Regions from separate parts of the Mus musculus genome. Here region 2 is linked to region 1. The links are chromatin loops, found by intact Hi-C in ENCODE. Cell type or tissue: heart. All regions are shown on one strand.

Region 1 (2,500 bases):
GGGAGTTAAGCACGCAGCCCCATCGTTTCTGATGCCCTAGTTCAAAGACAGTAAAACCAAACAGGTGAGTGACAGTAAATATTCTTTAACCGAACACATAAAAAATTGGCCAGCAAATAACTGGAATATATGCACTATTACTATTAATGAGGTATTTTACTCTCTTTGGGGAAGTGTTGGGTACTTGTCAGTGTACAGTGTTCATTTACAGCATCTCTCACTTCAGACTGCTTACATTTCCAGGGCTCAGCAACCGAATATATTGCTTGTGATGAAAGGGTTGGTCAGCACAGGGAAAGTCCATTGGGTTAAGATCAACTCCAGTCAAAATGTTCACGCTTCCTCAACTGGAGCCCTTGAGCCTAAGGCCTTCCGAACTCCAAACCCAGGTTTATCCTGCTGCAAGTTAAGAGAAAACAAAGAGCCTTCACCTCATTTCAAACACCAGGATCTAGCTGGCCTCAGTACAGCAGACACTCAACCTTGAACTCCAGAGAGCCTCCCTCGGCTCATTCTCCAGTTCTGTTAAAGACCTCGTCTATCAGCCCTTCATTTCTATGAACAAATAACTGAGCACCTCACACAGATTCAAGCATACACCTTCCTCTCCATCTCAAGGCCACTTTGATATGGACAACAGCCTTTTAGTGAGTCGGCTTGTCTTAGTCTCTCCCCTGACCAGCTTCAACTATAGTGACCCCTCACAGCGTTCTTTCCCTATGGAAAAAAAGCTAAACTCTTCCTCAGAAATAGAACTTAGTTCCACGATCTGCACTTTATTTACCTAACAAAGCCCAACTGTTTGCCCTTCCCAGACTGAACAAGGCCTGAATACTTTTATTTTTTGAAAAATTAGCCATCTTGAACTCACAGAGCCTATTTGAGGTTTAGAAGCACTAGTTCGCTAAATGACATAAACGGGGCCACAGTCCCTGTTCTTCACATTTTCTAATTACCTTTTTAATTAAAGTAGTGCCTTTTAATTCAGCAAAACTCCTGCGGTGCGGAAGACACAGGTGGAACGACTCGAGCTTCCCATCCCTAGGATCACTGCAATGATTTTTCAACACTACCTTCAATATCTAACAATCTGAGAAACTCTAGGAAGTTCAGGGACGCTGCGCCCCAAGCCGCCACTCCAACCCAACACTCAGTTCAAGATTTCCGGGTAGGAATAGAACAGCGACCCACGTGGCGACCGGAGGGGGCGGGGTCCGAGGGCGCAAGTCGGTTACTGCGCCTGCGCCCTGCCTCCGGCTGGAGTACCCGTATTTAAAGAGACAGGCGGTCTATTCATCGTGCGGGACCCGTGGCCTTGTGGGCGCCTGGTCCGGTGGCTCGTGCGGAGCGTCAGAGCCAGGGCAGCCGAGAAGGCAGGTGAGGGGCGGCGCGGCGCGGAGCGGCGGGCCGCGGTGCGCCGTGTGGGGAGGGCCGGGGCCGAACGCGGCGTGGCTGGAGTGGCCGTGGCTCCTCCCCCGCCCGCCGCTCAGCCTGGGGGCACACCCTCCGTGACGTGGCGCCCCCACGGGAGCCCACGGGAGGCCCGCGGCCCCCGGGACCCTGGGCAGCCACCGGGAAGGGCAGGATGCCAGAGTGGGCATTCTCAGGGGGTCGGGGCCGGGCCGCCGCCGGTCCCTCTCCGCCGCCTTGTTGCGCGGCCGCGGCTCGCCCGCACAGCCTGTGGGCAGAACGGCGTGCTGCTTGCTCTTCGGGCTCCCGGCCTCCTCGCGCCGGTCTCCCCGGGTAGTTATTTGTCGTATCCCGGGATGGGCGATACGACACCCTACCCACCCTACTCTGCGGAAAGTTGAACTCCTACTCGCCCTGAGCTCCTCCTCAGCCCTTGCCGGCCTTCACTCGCCTCTCAGATTCTTAACGGTTAGGGCTTGTGTGACCCCCTGAGTCTGCCAGTTACGGACCTCCCCTCCCCCAAGTCGAACATTGTCAAATACACAAGTTTGGTATACAAACTTCAGAACTCCACGTCCGGCTTGCCCTCGTACTCCTTGTAGTTTTCCTAACCACCCCATGAAGTAGTTCTAATCTTTGGGGGGTTTGTTTTCTTGCTTGTTTTCCTTTTGAGACGGTCTTGACGACGTACCCTGGCTAGACAGAAATTTACTAAGTAAACCAGACTTTCTAGCTTCGAACGCACAGCAATCCTTCTGTCTTTGCCTTCTGATATGATTACAGACGAGAACCACCATAACTAGCTCTTAGTCCTGTTGTAATTGTTGTTGTTTTTTTGTTGTTTTTTAAGATAAAACTGGGGCCGGGTGTGGTAGCACACGCCTTTAATCCCTGCACTCAGAACACTAGCTTGCTCTTCCTAGTGACTTCCAGGACAGCCAGAGCTACATAGAAAAATCTATCTAAAAACAAACAAACAAAAAAACCGAAAAATAAATAATAGAAAATAAACTGAAGTCATGCTTGGTGGTTCATACCTATAATTCTAGGGCTGGAGGTGGGAGGATCGGATCGGCCAACTAAGGTGTCT
Region 2 (2,500 bases), 52 kb after region 1:
AAAATGACACTGACTAATGAGCATAGCAGAGAGACCACACTTCCCGCTAGCACCAAAGTGAGCTCTATTCTTGAAGTGGGAGCCATTGTAAACAACTGAAAAACATACATAACAATCACAAGTTATAAATGTTCTTGGAAACTCCCTGGTTTCAACTAGTCTATGACAAATATCTGCAGAGGGATCTCGGCATCTGCTTCAAGTTCAAGGAAAAGTAATTCCTACCAATGGAGCGGTGCCAAAATATCACCCCCGGGGTCTGACCAATTAAATGGCTGCTTCTTAGTGTGGCGTTTAGGAGAGATGACAGATTGAACACTGCAGCATAAACCCACACATTCATTTCAGCCCAGGCACTCTGCCCCAAAGGGGGAGTCAATCAGAAAAGGAAGCAGTTTGGAGTGAAGTCTTCTAACGAGGCTGAACACAGAATAAACGGACCCGCAGTTTAATTACTGCAGAATCGTCTTCCATCAAAACTGATGACACAGCTCATCAGGACTAAAGAGACTCCTCTCCCTCTAGTCCTCTGCAGGAAACAGGACTCATCAGATAAACTTCTCAGGAATTTCTGCCTCAAGAAACTGCTTTCACAAAATACTATCACACTGGCAGACTACAGGTGAGCCAGGATTAAAATAAAGAAGCCACAGGCCAGTGGAGGGACCCCTGGTGCCCCAGGAATAGTCAATGCACTAATTCTGATTAGGACCAAATAATGCAATTTGCTTTTAAGGTAGCCTGCATAAAAGGTTCTGTGGCCAAGTGTAATGAACAGAACCCTCACTGAAAGAGTTAAAATTGCATGCATTTACCCCAGAGCTTATATAATGTACACCCTGGGAAAGGTGGCTATGAAGAAGATGGGGTTTTTAAACTTTGTATTACATTAAACTTTTTTTTTTAAAGATTTATTTATTTATTATATGTAAGTACACTGTAGCTGTCTTCAGACACACCAGAAGAGGGCATCAGATCTCATTACGGATGGTTGTAAGCCACCATGTGGTTGCTGGGATTTGAACTTCTGACCTTCGGAAGAGCAGTCGGGTGCTCTTACCCACTGAGCCATCTCACCAGCCCCTACATTAAACTTTAATTTTACTACATCTGGGGTGGGCACGTGCCAGGGCATGTGTACCATCAGACGTTAACTTCCAATCAGACGTCAGTTTTCTTCTACCACGTGGATCCTAGGGATCACCAGGCGTGGCAGTGAGCACCTTTGCCCACTAAGGCTTCCTATTGGCCCTCGACTTTATTTCCAAGGCAGCCTTCTCTTGTTATTTCCCTAGCTGTGCCTTGGTGGGATAGATACTCCTGTCCCTGCCTTCCATCTCGCTGTAGGAATGCTGGAGCAGGGAGGGCAGGCTTTTTAAACATAGGTTGCAGATGATGTGTTTATAAAAAGATAAAGAGGTATAAGATATGCTCTATGGGGGTGTGGTGAGGTATGGGGGAGGGGGTGTCTTAGTGGGTCCATGCCAAGGTATCTCTTCTCACTTAGGGAGCAGTCACATGACTGGTATAGTACAGGACAGAGGATATGGAAAGGGGAGTTAAGGGGGGTAGTAGAGGCAGAGAAAGACAGAGAGAGGGAGAGAGAAGTAGAGGCGAGCCATGACCATGTGGGGAGAGGGAGGAAGGGAAGAACCCAAGAGGGCAAGAGAGAAGCAAGCAGGAGGCAGGAGTAAGAGAGAGAGGAGGGGGCAAGCAGCCCCTTTTATAGCAGGCCAGGCCTACCTGGCTGTTGCCAGGTAATTGTGGGGTGGAGTTTAGACATAATGGACATAATGCTTACAGCAGGGGCCTGAACCATCTTGCCGGCCTAAGCAAATTGTTTTTTTCACTTTTGTTTCCCAGTTGGAACCTATGTTCCTGAAACTGGTCTTGAACTCACGGACTCAAGCAACCTTCCACCTCACCAGGTATATGCCAGTATACCTGGCTTTTGAAGGTTTTTTTAGAAGACAAAGATTCCTTTTTTTGGTTTGGGGGTTGTTGTTGTTTTTTTTTTTTTTTTTTGCTTTTTTGTTTTTACCTCTAAAACTTTTAATCCAATTCAATCTAGTTCTTAGCAAGAGGCTCAATGATCTTTGTGGCCTTTTCTACTGGCTCTAAATGAATGTGGAACCCCTTGAAGAACTGCCAGGAGCTGCTAATGTAAGATTTGTGGTAGCTCAAAACGACCATGGTTGTAAAAGGTTAAGTAAATGTGTTCTTTTCCCAGAATTTGCCTCACTGCAAGGTGTGCCAAGAGATAGTCCTCTGATTGTATAGAAAAGCCCACACAATGTCTCTGGTCCTTAAGTTTACCCACTAAGAGATAGTTCTCTGATTGTATAGAAAAGCCCACACAATGTCTCAGGTCCTTAAGTCTGCCCCCTTAATGCGGTTAAAGGTTAACCAGTGACAAACTGCCAGCCCTAAAATGTGACTGAGGACTGCTCTAAAAAATGTATAAAAGGTGTGTGCTTTAGCTACTCGGGGTTGCTTCCAT

Evidence for each region. Hi-C counts contacts between places; a loop is a spot of excess contacts. Peaks named below come from ENCODE experiments on the same cell type or tissue, not always from the same donor. Only the 100,000 strongest peaks of a DNase experiment are listed, where the experiment ranks them.
Region 2: a loop joins it to region 1, with 1.8 times the contacts of the local background. A loop is called at or near these places in 1 of 42 quality-filtered maps.

Annotation. Positions count from the first base shown.
Region 1 is chr11:82,779,900-82,782,399 of GRCm38, forward strand. It overlaps Lig3 (ligase III, DNA, ATP-dependent), which reads left to right and starts at 1,210. Exons shown (of 20, transcript NM_010716.3): 1 at 1,210-1,377. It overlaps Gm11423 (predicted gene 11423), which reads right to left and starts at 1,143. Exons shown (of 3, transcript NR_126067.1): 1 at 957-1,143; 2 at 236-399; 3 at 1-36. In heart, a CTCF peak has its summit at 1,167; DNase peaks (open chromatin) are centred at 1,232 and 1,512; H3K4me3 peaks cover 2,500 bases; H3K27ac peaks cover 2,295 bases.
Region 2 is chr11:82,831,456-82,833,955 of GRCm38, forward strand. The region is part of intron 1 of Rffl (ring finger and FYVE like domain containing protein); the gene reads right to left. Among named protein-coding and RNA genes, the nearest start is that of Rffl, 39 kb to the right of the region's middle. In heart, no CTCF peak of the experiment used is centred here; no DNase peak of the experiment used is centred here; H3K4me3 peaks cover 345 bases.